Linked DNA regions of Homo sapiens: region 1 is linked to region 2. Evidence: read pairs that join two places in POLR2A ChIA-PET (ENCODE). Cell type or tissue: Caco-2. All regions are shown on one strand.

What was found. Peaks named below come from ENCODE experiments on the same cell type or tissue, not always from the same donor. Only the 100,000 strongest peaks of a DNase experiment are listed, where the experiment ranks them.
Region 1: POLR2A ChIA-PET joins it to region 2 with 13 read pairs; 2 of 35 experiments call an interaction of 5 or more read pairs at or near these places.

What each region holds. Positions count from the first base shown.
Region 1 is chr2:28,680,101-28,688,100 of GRCh38, reverse strand. It overlaps LOC105374384 (a long non-coding RNA gene), which reads left to right and starts at 4,528. Exons shown (of 3, transcript XR_939878.3): 1 at 4,528-4,992. It also overlaps the pseudogene RNA5SP89. RefSeq lists silencers at 3,384-3,678, 5,150-5,356 and an enhancer at 6,680-6,769. In Caco-2, no CTCF peak of the experiment used is centred here; DNase peaks (open chromatin) are centred at 3,750 and 4,580.
Region 2 is chr2:28,992,359-29,000,358 of GRCh38, reverse strand. It overlaps TOGARAM2 (TOG array regulator of axonemal microtubules 2), which reads right to left. Exons shown (of 20, transcript NM_199280.4): 2 at 5,497-5,634; 3 at 2,106-2,216; 4 at 891-1,178. The coding sequence starts at 5,524. Among named protein-coding and RNA genes, the nearest start is that of TOGARAM2, 15 kb to the right of the region's middle. In Caco-2, no CTCF peak of the experiment used is centred here; no DNase peak of the experiment used is centred here.

The DNA of each region.
Region 1 (8,000 bases), 310 kb after region 2:
TTGTATAATATGCACAGAACTAAATGCCGAGAGAAAAACCCATGGAGAAACACAAGACAAAACCACCCCTGGCCCTCCAGGGGCTGTGGGTTTAGCTGAGGACATAATCTTCAAAGACCCATAATGGCATGAGACAGTATACGCCAAGTCACCAACATGTGGTGCAGACACGGGGACGGGAGTTGGAGGCTGTAATCAGGAAGGCTCCATAAGGGGTGTGAGGCTGGAGACGGGGTTTAGCTGATTCTATGCCGTGGATTAATTGAGGTGGCCATCTCCTCACATTACAAAATCCCCATCAAACCACAGAACCTGAGAGCTGGCAGGGATCCCAGTTCTTCTCTCCATTTACAGATGGGAAAACAGAGTCCCTAAGAAAGGGCTGAGTAGCCCATGAAGTCCTGATATGGAGCTCAAACTCAGGTTTCCCTTTGAAGTCCAGGGCTTTTCTATAGCACTGTTTTGTCCCTTTCCTCTAAATTAACCCCCTAGACTTCAGTTTTCCCTTTTCCTTTCCAAATGTGCCCTACAGAGAGTTGGTAGATGAAGACTCCAGAACCTCCAGTGGTGTGTGTCACTCTTCTTGCTCACCTCTTCCTCCTCCCCATTTTCCATATCTCCTTGCTGCCTTCAGAATAAAGACCAAGGCTTAACCTGAGTGACTGGAGAGGGTAGTGGCTGAGAGTGTAGGCTCTTGCACCAAGTTGTCATTGGTTTGAACCCTTCCCTTCTCTACCACTTAACCACTGTGTGGGCCTGGGTGAGTGGGAGAACCTTTCCATGCTTTAGTTTCCTCATCCTCTTTCCTCAAAGTGGGTATAATCATACCCAGACTGTGTAATCACAGTAATTGCCTCATAGGACTATAAGGAATACATGAGATAATCCATGAACAAAACATAAATTAGTGTTTGGTATCCAGCAGGTACTCAATGAAAGTTAGCTAAAGGCATTGCCATTACCCTGGTATTCATCAGCCCTTGCAATTGGACTCCGCCCATTTCTCCAACCTGGCCTCCCCAAACCGGTCTATTCATTGTCTCTTATTAGCCATGCACCATTTCTCCCTTTTGAGCTCTCCCCTCTACTTCCCTGCTCCTCCCCGTATATTTGTTTTACTGTGTGCTGTTGGGTCGCCTTCTCTTTCTCAGAAGCCCTGCAGCACCAGTCTGCACTTTGTTCTTACATTATCCATCCTGTAAGTCCATATCTAATGGTTTCCAGGCAGCAGGGCTTCTGGGTTCCCCTAGCACTTAACACTGGATTTTGCACATGGCAGGCGGGCACTCATCCAATATGTCTTCATTTATTGAGCACCTACTATAAAAAAGACCTTTGTAGGCCAGGGCGGTGGCTCACTCCTGTAATCCCAGAGCTTTGGGAGACTGAGGCAGGAGGATCACCTGAGGTCAGGAGTTCGAGACCTGCCTGACCAATATGGTGAAACCCCGTCTCTACTAAAAATACAAAAATTAGCGGGGTGTGGTGGCCGGCGCTTGTAATCCTAGCTACTCGGGAGGCTGAGGCAGAAGGATTGCTTGAACCCAAAGGCAGAGGTTGCAATGTGCCAAGATTGTGCCACTGCACTCCAGCCTGGGCAACAGAGCAAGACTCCGTCTCAAAAAAAAAAAAAAAAAGACCTTTGTTGACACTGGGGACACAGGATTGATTAGTCCCTTCTTCATCCTCACAGTATGGAGGGAGACACAGACTCATAAGCCAAGTGCTTAGGACTAGAATGGAAGGAGGACCTCACTCAGGGGAGCCCATGGAGGGAAGGAGTAATTGGTACTGATGCATGTTTCAGGGTCTTGACAAAGAAGAGTGATAGGACCCAAGGGGGAGATTCCAAAGTCATTATACCAGAGGAGTAAATGGGCCTGGGCACTGAAGGAGAGAGAGGAGTTAAAGCTGATTCTGGGCTTTTCAGCCTGGACAACTGAAGGCATCTTCTGGAGACGTGCCTGAGCTAGTTAGGGTCACCAAGAGCAGGGAACAGAGTGAGGACAAAGACCCCACTGAAAGGGGGTCTTTTACTTCATTCTCAGGCACAGCCAGGCCTGGGAAAGGAGGAAACTCAAGTCTGAGGCTGGAAAACAGCAAGAAAGTTGAAAGCTAGGGAAGAGGGTCTGTATTGGGCCGTTCTTGCATTGCTATAAAGAAATACCTGTGACTGGGTAATTTATAAAGAAAAGAGGTTTAATTGGCTCATGTTTCTGCAGGCTTTACAGGAAGCCTGGTGCTAGCATCTGCTTGGCTTCTAGGGAGGCCTCAGGAAACTTACAGCCATGGAAGAAGGCAAAGGGGGAGCAGGCGTGTCACATGGCAAAAGCACGGGCAAGAGAGAGAGAATAGAGGGAAGTGCCATATGCTTATAAATGACCAGGTCTTGCAAGAACTCACTATCACAAAGACAGCACCAGGCTATGAGGGATCTGCCCCCAGGATTCAAACACCTCCCACCAGGCCCCGCCTCCCGCATTGGGGATTACAATTCAACATGAGATTTCGGCGGAGACAAATATCCAAACTATATCAGGGTCCTTCCATGCATGATGCAGGAGGGAGTGGCCTGAAAAAGACGGATGGGTTACAGGGGAAGGCTACAGGGGAGACAGGCATGGGTAGGGTGAAAGGGCATTCAAGAATGAATTTTCTGAGAATGCCCATTCCATGAGTGGCTGTGAGCATTTGGGGGCCAGGATGGGGTTTCAATAGCCCCGCTGCACTGGGCAGTGACTTCAAGGGACTACCTTGAAGTCAAGAGTTGCATGTTTCCCAGCTTTGTACATTCTACACCATGGCAGGAATAGGGAAGTCAAGGAAGAGGAGGAAGACTTCACTTTTGGATTTATGTTAGTAAAGGAAGTTCAGGTATTATGGGGGCTATAGCACGCTGATTCCAAGATGCTAACTGGATGTACAAACACCAATGCTCAGAGAGCTGTCTGGAGATAGGAACTTGAGTTTTGGAGTCCACCACTTTGACAAAATGGTGGAAGCTACGGCAGCGAGTCCATCCTTTAAGGGAGAGAACCTTTGGCATGTGAACCTCCGGAGATGGGAGATGGAGAACAGTACAATAGAGAGTCTCACCTCAGGGAGCTTCCAAGTAAATGGAATAAGAGAGACCCAATCCTAGGTGGGATGTGACAAGTGATACCAGCCAGGTCTAAAATGCAGGAGAAGTCAGAGGAGATCGAGGTCATTTCAGGAAATGGGTGGGGCAGGGAGGAAGAAGGGGTTCTGGGTGGATCAGGGAAGTCTCTCTGAGGGAAAAGGTATCTGAGGCAGATCTGAAAGAGTGGGCAGGACTCCAACAGTGGAGCCCGGGTGAGGCGGGCAAGGTGTTCTAGGTGAAGGAACCAGCACGAGTACTGGGGATGAGGCTGGAAGAGCAAACTGGAGTCAGATGGTGAAGGGCACCAGATGCTGGGCTGAGGAGTTTAAATAGGAGTCTGGCACAGGGAAGCAGCCACTGATGGTTGAGGGTTGGGGACAGACTGATACTGACATGACTCAAACTGGCTTTTGGAGAGTTCAGCGTGGAAGCCCTATCTAGTGTGGCCTGAGTAGAAAGCCCCTGGCACCATGGAGATCTCCTAGAGGGCTGTTGCTGAGTGCCCCATCTTCCTGATGTATACTGGAGCCACCATCCCGGTCTTCTTGCTGTGCTGCCCCTCACTTGCGGAAATAGACCGAGCTCCTGATAAGGCGGGCCGGGTTACAGAGGGTAGCAGGCAGGCAGACGGGCGCTGACTGCAGCTTAGCAGATGTGTCACTGATAAGCGGTGATCTTCTTGTGTTTGACCTTATCCTGTGCCGAGCTCTTTGTGGGAGAGTGGAGAGGATCAAATATCTGCACCTGGCTCTTCTCTTTCCAACCAGGCCTCTGCTCCAAAACTAGGGGTTTTTGTTTTTTGCTGGTGGTGTTATCATTATTACTATTATTTTTTTTTTTAACAAGCGCTTAATGGTCTAGGGTTCTACCTTCCTTTCAGATTATTTCTCCTGTTTTATTCACCACAATTTATTTACTCTTTTGTCTCTTTTCCAAGTACTAACTAGGCCTGACTCTGCTTAGCTTCCTAGATAAGGCGCATTCAGGGCGGTATGGCTGTAGACTCATTACTCTCTTGTCTTAGGGACTATCCTGAAGTCAAGAATTGCATGTTTTTCAGCTTTGTACATCCCGCACCATGCTTTGTACATAGTAGGCCCGCAACGTTTTTGGCGACCTCAAACCCAAACAAAGTCTCTCTTCTACTTCCAGAATCACTGAGTTCTGCTTCTGAGGTGCTCACACAGGTCCTTGCCTTGGATAACCGGCACGACGGCATCTCCTCAAGAGGAGACAAGAGATAATAACCAAATGAAAACATTCTCTTGGCATCAGTACCTTCCAAGGACAGAGGAAGAATTGTTCTCTGGTGTGGTGTTTTGCAAAGGCATGTAAAGGGTTAATTAAATCTCAGCCCACAGGACTGTGCCATATAAAGGCATTCTTGCAGCAGGAATGTGGGAGTAATGTTGGGAAGCAGGTTTCTCTCCAGGCTCCGGGGCCTGGAGTTGGAGGCTAATGTCTGGAGCTGTGCAGAGGTAGGGAGACACGGGGCTCTGGGGGCCAAAGGGCATGATGCCGAGGGCCTGGTGTGCTCCGCCTGGCCTAAGCCTACCGAGGAGGAGCCCATGTGGGTCCAAACAGTGATCTAGCTTCTGAGTAGAGAAGGCTTAAAATAGTGGTAATCATTCCAGCAGCTGCCGTTTGCTGAGCGCTTGCTGTGAGCAGGCACCCTGCCAAGAGCTCTTCATGTGTGACCTCATGTCCACCTCTCTCCCTGGGAGCCAACGGCTCTTGAGGACACTTGGTTATGGCGTCCCCCCTGGAACACTGGGCCTCAAGCAGCACAACTAACGCTCATGGGACACTCACCGTGTGCCAAGCCCTTGCATGCACTTCACCTCGTTGAATCCGTACAGCCGTATTTTGGGGTAGGTGTATTTGTCTCCATTGGTCAGTTTAGGAAACAGAGGCTCTCTGAAGTTAAGTCATTTGCTAAGATGACACGAGCTAGGGGCAGAGCCAGGACTCAAGCCCAGGCCGCGGATGCCGAAGCTCTTAGCTGTTTCACAATGGGACCTCCTCAGTGACCAAGGCCGCTCTGGTCCTCGGACCCCATTGACAAGCAGCCCAGTTTGCCCTCCTTTGGGGGCCCCTCATCTGGGAACAGCATCCTTTAAGGACCCTGATGCTACTCAGGGTTTTGGTCATCCTCCACCATCTAATACGGGAATTGGGGACCCTGTTTCATTTCTGTCTCATCAGTTTCTCAGGAAGATTGGCATAGATGACAGCTCCTTTTTCAAAATCTCTGTCTCTCTGTTCCACCTTCTGTGGGCCCTGCTTCATCTTGAGTCTGATTTCCCTCAGGGTGGTAACATGGCTTCAACTGCTCTTGGCTTCACATACACACCTGCCCAGACTCAGGAGAGATAGACAGGGTTTTGGGGAATGGTTCCAGAAGAGCAAGGGAAGCTTTCCCCGAGGTACCCGGCACACCTCACCTGCTGTTCCATGGTCCTGAGCTGGGTCAGGATGTGGCCCTTGGACCGAGGAACATGGAAGTCCCCACAATGGGTCTGTGCTCAGGGCCTCTGCCTGGGGTCAGGCCCATTTACTGCACTGCTTTCCTTTAGTGTTTGTCACAAGTCAAAACTCTCTAAGCTCTCTTGGCTCTTGCCAAGTGATCTCTGACCAGCTCATGTGTCTTGACCCTCACAACCAAACGTATAGTCAGGGGGTGAGACCCTGCCCCAGAGTAGGTGGGGGGCGCAGGGCTGGCTTCTTCCAAGGCCTGAGCTGCACAGGAAGCTGGGTTTACCAGGAATGGACACGGGGGAGGCCCCCCGACATCCCCATCCATCTTCTGTCCCCTTGGCCTCCTCTGGTCCTAGACCTGCTATGTACCCACAGTGTCTTGCTTTGTTTTTGGCTGTTTTGCCTTGTTTTGGTTCAGGCACATAGTAGGTGCTGAAGAAGGAATACATTTAGTTGTCCCACCTTTAATTTGAGCATAAAGAAAACAACTCATTATCTTCTCCCTTCAATTTCTCTGGCCCTATGAGGGGTATTATTATCCCTTGGCTTGCTGGGTAGAATATTTATCTTTCTTGTTCTCTGTTGATTAATGTTCACTTACTGGAAGACTGCCCTCAAATACATTTATTCTGTAAAGCCTTACTAAATGCATGCTTTAAGATCTCCTTCATTATGTATGTGTATGTATGTAGGTAATTATATGGTGCATATGTGGTTGGGAAATTTCTTTTGTATTAGTCAGGGTTGTTGTTTTTTTTTTTCCTCTCCAAGTGTTTCATTCCCCTGTGCCACCCCCAGCCCCAAGTGCCCAGGCCTTTCTGAATCTAATGCTTTGGGGGAGGGCTGTGACAGGACAAAGAAGGAAACAAAGGCAGCTCCTTGGGGGCAGGAGAGGAGATCTGATCTGCAATCGCTTGGCAGGGGCCAGTAGAACTTAAAAGTTTTGACTTGGCTTAACTCTGTGGCAAACTATAAGAAATTATTCCTTAATTTCAATGATGAAACCTTCCAGGAAAGTGGTGCAGGGCAGCTAAGTGAGCCTGACCCCAGGCAGTGGTCCTGGCCACAGGCCTGCTTGCTGGGGCGTGGGGATTTCCCACACACTTCAGTCTCATTTCCTGAGTAGCGTCAGCAGGGCACACCAGTCTGAGATGCGGAATCTAAAGTTTAACTTCGCCCCATCCAAATGGTGTGATCTTGCTTGAGTGACCTAATCAACCCCCTTACATCTCAGTCCCATCTATAAATGGTAGCCCATAGCACCCACTTGGAAGGATTCCTGTTGGGATTAGATTATGCATGCACAGCCTTTTGTCCTGTGCCTGGCACAGAGGAGGTGCTTCCAACTGTGGTTTTCATCTCCTTTCTTTCCTTTCTTGGAAGAGCCAGAGTAGTGAGGAAAACCCTGAAAGCAGGCAGTGGGACCATTCATCCGGCCTGGAAAGAAATGGTTCGCATAACATTTGCCTGTGATTAGGGGCAAAATTTACCAGGTGTGTAGCTGTTTAAGGGATGTCAAGAGTCCTCTGCCTCCTCTGGGTCATAGAAAGGCAGGAGCTTGTTTGAGAAGCAGTGTATTGTGTTCAGGAGACATTAGACACTGCATCAATATTGGATGAGGCTTGTGGGGTGCGGTTGGCCGACCGACTGCCGTGTGGGACTACAAGCTGTCCTGTACCTGGCAGGACCTGAAGACTGGCGTGCTCAGGGCTGGGGAGCAGCATGTTGTCCTCTAGGGAAGACACCAGGGCTGAGCTGGCTCCAGCCTGGCCATTCTGTTTCCTGCTCTCCCACTGGAGAGGAAAATAATACTAATACCTACCAATTACCAACTGCTTCCTCTGGGCCAGGCATTTAACAGGTGTTATCTCTTTTAGTCTTCAGAAGGCTCATTTAAGGAAAATGCTGAGAAAACTGAGGCCTGGAGAATTAAGAAACTTGCCCAAGGTCAAATAGTAAGCCATGGTCCTAGGAGGGCCAGCTAACCACATGGGGTGAGAAACCTTTTTCCCAAACACCTGCTGCCCTGCTTCAATCTTTTTTTTTTTTTTTTTTTTGAGACAGGGTCTCACTCTGTTGCCCAGGCTGGAGCACAGTGGCATGATCACTTCTCACTGCAGGTTCACTACTTAGCCTTGAGCTCCCAGGCTAAGTGATTTTTCCACCTCAGCCTCCTGAGTAGCTGGGACCACAGGTGCATACCAGTATACCTGGCTAACTTTTGTATATATATATATTTAAGGTAGAGATGGGGTTTTGTCATGTTGCCCAGGCTGGTCTTGAACTCCTGGGCTCAAGCCATCGGCATGCCTCGGCCTCCCAAAGTGCTGGGATTACAGGCGCGAGCCACCATGACTGGCCCTGCCTCAATCTTAATAGTCACGAATAGTGGGATTGACCT
Region 2 (8,000 bases):
CAGAGCCAGTGAGTATCGGGGCTAAGATTTGAACTTGGCTTGTCCACCACACAGATGAGAGACAGTATAAAGTGCCTGCTGTTGAATCCCTTGTTCATCTGCTCAACAAACGTTTCTTGAGAGCCTCCTAGCTGCCAAGCGACTGTGCCTCACACCGAGATCTCAGTCACTGCCCTCTTGGAGCTGACAATTACATGCAAGATTCAGGTTTTAAATAGTCACAAAAGTAAAAATATAAATGCAAACCATGAAAAGAACTGAAGGAAAAAAATGATAGGGCATTATTGGAGAGCATCCTAAGGGGCAAACTCACATTGGGGAGTCAAGGAGGCCTCTTTGAGGAGGGCTTTGAAGCCAAGAAGGGAGGCTGGGTGGGGATTTTCTGAGTGGGAAACGGAGGAGGGGTGGGGGAGGAGCAGTGGCTCTAAACCTCAGGCAGGAAAGAGCCCACAAGCCCCAGGCCCTGGACAGCAGAGACCGAAGGCAGAGAGTGACACAGTTGGGGTGAGGCCAGGGCCAGAAGGTCTTGTGCATAAGGGAACATTTGGGATCTTAGTCTAAGCACATCCAAAACCTACTGGCTGATTTTGAGCATAGTTGGTGGAAATGGGAAGAACATTTGCTTAAAAGGATCCTTCTGGAGCAAGACTAGAAGGCGCAAGGGTGGGAATGAAGAGGCCAGTCGGGAAGCACTGCAGAGCCCGGGAGGGAGGCTCAGCTCCAAGGAGGTCGCTGAAGCCATAGAGAAGGTACCTGGTATGTACCCACCGATCACCCCCAGGGCATCCCAGCATGCCACCTGGAAGCCTGCTGACCCTCACAGCCCTGGAGGCCTGCGGCCCTTGACCTGGAAGTGGGTGGGTGAGGGGTGGGCAGGGGCCAGTGCTCACCTCGGGAAGACGCTGCCAAGCCCTCTGAGAGCCTCCTTTTCTTGAGCTTGTCCTTAATCTGGATGGTGTCCCTGGCCACGCTGTTGGCCTCTGACTCCGGAGAAGGGAGGAGCACCAGGGGCTGGTCCCCCAAAGACAAGGCCCTGAGGTTCCTGGGGTGACCATTCCTTGCCTGCCAGCCCTTGGAAGGGGTGTCCAGCTTGAGGCCACCCAGCTGTCCGAGTCCACGCAGGAGCTGTGACGGTTCCTCGTTGTTCAGCAGGGCTCTTGGCTCAGGCTGGAGAGAACCTGAGGGGGACAGAGGTGTGAATGGCTTGGCACGCAGTACCCAGGGTGGCACCAGGCACCAGCAAGCTCCTTGACATTGCTTCCTTCTAACAGGCAGCCACTTGCCTGGTGAAACCCAGTCATTTAATGTTTCAGTCACTCCTGGGGACGAGTCATTCATTCGACAGTGTCTCTGAAGCACCTAATCTTCACAAGACCCATGCCACAAGGTGCTCAGGACAAAAGGGGGAATCCACAGGCAGTCCTATGGCAGCACAGACAAGAGGCCGTGAATCATAGGGAAGGTCGTCTGCCCAGGGACCACCATCCACCAATCTCCAGGGTCCAACAAAGTCATCAGATCCCCGAGCACTGACCTATGCCAAGCACAGACTACAAGGAGGAACTCAGGCATCTCAGAGCAAATCACCCCCACCCCCAGCAGACACACCAGATGGGAGAGAAACAAAATACTCTGCACATTTAGAGGAGGTAAGAGGTTCTAGAAGACCTTCAGGAAGTGGTGCTCTTCACCTGGGCCCTGGGGGAGCATTCAGACAGGTGGGCTCTCAGAAGCTTGGCCACAACCCAGCCCCTCCAGAGACCCAGGCTGCAGATGCTGGACAAGTGGCAGAGACGCTGAGTGGACATCTTGAGAGGGGCCCCCTCCCCATTGCCAACCTGGGTGCTGAGTGCACTCCCAGGTCCAGGCGCATGCAGAGAGCCCTGCTCCCTATTCCTGCGGGTCCCCCTCTGCACACCTCCAACCTCTGAGGCACAGGATCAAAAGAACCTGCCTTTGAAAGAATCAAAGGGTATTTTCAGCAGGAGCCACAGGAAAAATAACACCTGCTGGTAGCTCGAGAACACAGCCGGCATCTACCACACTCACTCCCCGCTCCAGGATGAGGCCAGGGGCCCTGACCAGGTGAGGTCTTCCCATCTCACCTTCTCCATGAGGCAGACTGGAGTTGATGCTTCCAGGCGGGAGCACCCGGGGCCCAGCACTGGTCCGAGGGATGCTCCCGCAGTACACGGCCACGGGGACCAGGACCTTGGCTGGAGACAGAAGCACAGGAGAGCAGCACCTGAGAGTCCTCCAAGGCCAAGACTGGGAGCAAACCAAGAACACCCGGCCGTAACCCTGAGCACTCCACCCCGCAGGGTCCCTGCCCAAAAAACCAAGGCATGTGGTGGCCCCACCCCCAACACCAGAGCCTGGCAGGGCCAGGCAGGGTGCCTGTGATCTCCACCAAATCCCTCCAACCCCGCTTGCCCCAGCCTCTCAGCCTGGCTGCCTCCTCCCTCCTCGCATCCTGGCTTTGTTCCAAACCCCCCTCCATGCCTTTTCATCTCCTTCATGGGCACCCCTCTTCCATCACCCAACATCATTGACCGATGGAGTGCCCATCCCCAACCTCTGTCCACCAGCTGCTCTCCCCAGGACACTTCCTCACTGCCACACCCTGCAGATAATCCCCTACCCTACGGCTTCCGCCCTGACCAATCCCACCCGTTACAGAGCATCCAATTACCTTGCCAATTCCTTTTTGGAAGTCCCCAGGCACCTCATCAGCATGTCCTACACTGATCTTCCCTCTTCTCTCCTAACGTCCCTCGGCTCAGCAAAAGACACCCTCTATCCGCGACACAGAGATTTGTGAACACTCTCTGTGCAGTGAGACAGTAGTGGGCAAGGCTGACTCAGTCCTCAGTGAGACTTGAAGTCTGGCGGAGAACACAATGATTAAGAAGCAATGACAGTGCGGGGCCTGGGAGCCCGGCCAGAGATGGGGACAGAAAAAGCTTCCCAGAGGGAGGGACCACTGAGCTGAGAGCATACAGGGAGCAGGAGTCAGGAAAGAGGAGGGGAAGTTCAGCTAAGGCATGCGCTCCTTTAAGAAGCCTTCCATCTTTTGCCAGTTTTTAAAGCAGATTCTCTGTTTTTGTTACTGAGTTGTTTGAGTTCCTTATATATTCTGGTTATTAATCCTTTGTCGGATGGATAGTTTGCAAATATTTTCTCCTATTCTTCACTCTATTGACTGTTTCCTTGTGTCTACAGAAGCTTTTTAACTTGATGGAATCCCATTTGTCTATTTTTGCTTTTGTTGCCTGTGCTTTTGAGGTCACTGCTGGATGAATATCCAACAGAAAGTAAATCAGTACATTGAAGAGCTATCTGCACTCTCATGTTTATTACATTATTCACAATAGCCAAGACATGGAATCAGCCTAAGTGTCCATCAATGGATGAATGGATAAAGAAAATGTGGCACATATACACAATGGGATACTATTAGGCCATAAAAAAGAATAAAAAAAGAATCAAATCCTGCCACTTGCAGCAACATGGATGGAACTGGAGGTCATTATCTTTTTTTTTTTTTTTTTTTTTTTTTGAGATGGAGTCTCAGTGGTGCGATCTCGGCTCACTGCAACCTCCGCCTCCTGGGTTCAAGTGATTCTCCTGCCTCAGCTCCCCCTAGTAGCTGGGATTACAGGCACCTGCCACCATGCCCAGCTAATTTTTTTGTATTTTCATAGAGACAGGGTTTCACCATGTTGCCCAGGCTGGTCTCGAAATCCTGAGCTCATGCAATCTGCCCGCCTCTGCCTCCCAAAGTGCTAGGATTACAGATGTGAGCCACCACTCCCAGCCTGGCAGTCATTATCTTAAGTGAAGTAAGCCAGGCACAGAGAGACAAATTCTACTTGTTTTCATTCATATATGGGAGCTTAAAAAGTCAGTCTCACAGAGGCAGAGAACAGAATGGTGGTTACCAGAGACTGGGAAGAGAAGGGGGTGGAATGAAGAGAGGTTGGTTAATGGGTACAAAAATACAGTTAGATAGAAGGAATGAGAGCTATTGTTTGATAGTATAGTAGGGTGACTATAGCTCATAATAATGTATTGTATAATTCAAAATAGCTAGAATTGGAATGTTCCCAACATCAAGAAATGGCCAGTGGTTGAGGTGCTGGAAATCCCAATTACCCTAATTTGATCATTACTCATTGAATGCCTGTATCCAAATATCACATGTACACCCAGAAAATATGTACAACTATTATGTGTCAATATTTTTAAAAGAGAAAGAGAAGCCCTCCCTCTCCTGTGTTCCCACAGCCCCAGGCACAGCCCTGTGTTACTCTCTCTTCCCCATGCCTCTCTCTGTTCCTGCCCTGCAGCTTCCCTAGGAACAGTCACTGTGTCTTACTCATCTCTGTAGTACTGTACCTGCTGCTAAGTAGGCACTTCACAAACGTGGGTCCCACACCCTCCTGGCTCAGCCCTTCCCGAGCCCACCTCAGGACCATCCATGGGGACCTAAGCCACCACCTGGAGAAGCCACCACGCAGGTGGAAACCCAGCTCGTCCATCCCCAGGCTGCAAGACTCCTAGTCTGGAACTCAGGAGCCTGGGTTCCCACTTTTTCCACCTGTGTGACCTTGAGGAAATAAGCTAACTTCTCTGAGTCTCAGTTCCCACATCAGTAAAGCAAAGGAGTTGACAGCACTAAAGGTTCATACAACATCTTTATCCTATTTCTAGATTTGTAGATTTTTCTTTCTAAGATCTCAGCACCTCCCACTTCTCCACTGGAATCTACATTCAGGTGGGATCTGCTTTAGCACTAAAGTAAGCAGGTCTTTTCCGATTCATATGTCGAAGCCCCGGGGAGTTCTGCCGTGTGCATCATGCGCTGTCTCCTGAACCGCTGCTCTGGCCATCCTGCTTCTCTGCCTTCCTTCCAAATGGCCATCTGGCCCCTGCTCCAGCCCATGCAGGATGAAGCAGCTCTGCACCTTGCTAGCACCCATTTCATCTGGGGCAGAACCAATCCCCTCACTTTCCAGGGGAAACTGAGGCTCACCCAGCCAGCTCCCAAAAGCAGAGCCAGGCCTCAAGGCCCATCTCCTGATGCTAACTGGCCACACACTGCTCCCACTACCCCACTTGGTTGGCTAAGGAAACAGAGTCGTTCACCCTCCCTGAGGGCCCGGCCCATATCCCCTGCCCATCCACATAACCTTGACCACAGAACAGAATTAGCCCCTCAAGGAACCAACCACCCTGCTGCAGAGAGTGGAGATAAAGCTCAGGCCAAGGCCCTGGAACACCAAGCACCTCCTTAGGCCAGGGAGCCACCCAGACAGCCAGCTGAGCGGCAGCATGTGGGGAGCTGGCCAGGGCTGGAAAGGCACGGCCACCTGGCTGTTATCTCCCAGCAGCCCTTTATCCCCACATCTCCCTTTTTCTGGCCCTTGGGAGTGTCCGAGGCAGGTCCCCTAGCCTGGAAAACACCAGCAGCAGGCCTCCCATGGTGCCCCTTACCTTCGGGGACATCGTCACGGGTGCCCATGTCCTGGGTGGAGAAGGTGCCTACAAGGTTGCCCAGAGGCAGCAGCTATTTCTGGGCAGTGAGTACAGTCCTTGGGGGTCTGGAGGGCTCTGACCTGTAACATCCGGGACCTAAGGGTGAGAGGAGAAAGGAGAAGTCAGTAAAAGCAAATTAACACTTTTAAACTACTTCACAAAAAGCCCTTCAGGGGCTAAAGCATTATTGTCATGAAGAAATCGGCCACTAAACCAAAGGATGCCATTTTTCTGACATTGGACTCACAAATGTTTCAGTTCCCAAGTGCGAGGCCGTGTGGTTTTGGGAAGAGTTCGTTATGAAGAGTGTCAACAAAACCCATCAACCTGCCATCCCTTGTCACTGAGACATGGACACCTTTAGGGTCGCGGGGAAAGATGATTTTTTTCAAGGTAGTGTCTGACACTGTGTTTCTCCATCAGTTTCAATTTGCTTCAGATGCCCCTGAGTCCGCCAGCTGCCCTGAAAGCCCATGGCGATGTTGGCCTCTGCAACCACTGATCACACAGGTGTTGGCGGGGCCTCTCGGACACCAGTTCTCCAGTCTCTCTCAGGATGCGCGGTCATGACCTCCATGACGTCCTTGGTGCTCCTTCTCACCTGACTGAACAAGCCACACCTGTGACCCCCCTCAGCCACCGCATTGCCCACACCTTGATCCCTCCAGCCCTCCCTTCAGCCTCTGGGTCAGCCCTCAGCTCTTGCCCTTGACCTAACTTCATTTTATTTCCATGTGACAGGGTCTCACTGCACACTCTGCAGCTTCACACAATTCTATGAATCCTTTGCTGCGATAATGGTGACCCGTTTTCCCCTGACAGGTAACAGAGGTGCTTCCAGAGCTGATCTGTGGTAAGACCAGGGGTGAAGCCCACAGCTCCTAATTTCTACCCCAGAGAGGAGTTCTCGTCCACAAAGCGTCTGGGGACAGGGCAGGAACCTGTGCCAACTCCCTTTTCTGAGCAACAAATCCCAACTCAGGAACTGAGAAACTTGCCTTCTGTCTGGAAGCCAGCCAGCCACTGCCCCACCCAGGCCCCAGAAGGCAGAGTAGCTCCTAGCAACCCTCAACCCAAACACAGGTGTCCAGCCCAGTGCCCGGCCCAGCACAGCACCCAGCCCAGCACCCAGCCCAGCTTGGCCCCAGCCTGGTCTCACTGCTTAGAACCTCAAGACATGAGTTCCCTGTCTGAGGAGAATTTTCCTCACAACCAGGGAGAGGGGAACTCTCTGTTTAATATCTACTGGGATAAGGATGTGGCCACACGGTGGTGAAAAGCAGTCCTGAACCCCTGTGAGACACAGCACCTCTCCTAGACAAGGCGAGGGAAGATTCTATTCCACAGGCACCAACACCCCAAACTTCACCCCCTGAGCTAGGGAAGAGGCTCAAGAGATTGGCCAGGCAGCTGGTTTCCAGACAAAGTCCAGCAGGAATGTGGCAGGCTGGCACAGACCTTCCATGGCTGAATTATAGCAAACAAGCTGGGGTCCTGGGATTTGGGGGCTGTGAGAGTTGCAAGCCCCACCTGTTCCCCATATCTCTAACCAGAGGATACACTTTCTACGAAAATTATATGCAGAAAAGCAATATTTAGCTACAGTCTTTGTTCTCCTTAACTGCAGATTACAATAGCCTGGAAACCAATTAAAATTACAGATTTCCACGCCCCACCTCCAGCCCCTGCTGAATTAGGTCTAGGAAATAGGCCACAGGGATTTTTTTTTCTTTAACTTCTGATTTTTTTTTTTTTTTTTTTGAGACAGAATCTCTCTCTGCCACCCAGGCTGGAGTGCAGTGGCATGATCTTGGCTCACTGCAACCTCCACTTCCCGGATTCAAGCCATTCTCCTGCCTCAGCCTCCCAAGTAGCTGGGATTACAGGCATACATCACCATGGCCAGCTAATTTTTGTATTTTTAGCAGAGATGGGGTTTCACCATGTTGGCGAGGCTGGTCTCAAACTTCTGGCCTCAAGTAATCTGCCTGCCTCGGCCTCCCAAAGTGCTGGGATTACAGGCATGAGCCACCACACCCAGCCTTAACTTCTGATTTTGATGTTCAGACAGGATCAAAAAATCACTGGTCTGTAGTTCAGATTCACTTTATAATAAGATCTCGGCCCTATTTCTTACCCTAGGCTGTCAGAATGGTCATTGCTGCTTCAGTTTCCCCAAAGTGATCACTCTCTAGGAGGCTAAAAAGAAGACTCGAGCCGCCTGAGGTTACGGGATGCTTAAGTTTCAACAGCCACCCCTACTGCAGTGGGCCTTCTGAACAAGACAGTTTTCCCACCGTAGCCTCCTCAGTGGTCAGAGGTCAACATGCCAAGGCAGCCCAGGTTCCCCCTGGTCCCAGGACACCAGCAGTATGGAAAGGAAATCTGGAGCCATTCCATGGCTCGCCAAAGCATCCCCTCCAGCAGAGCCCCTTTGAGACCCTCTCAGGGTCTACACCTTC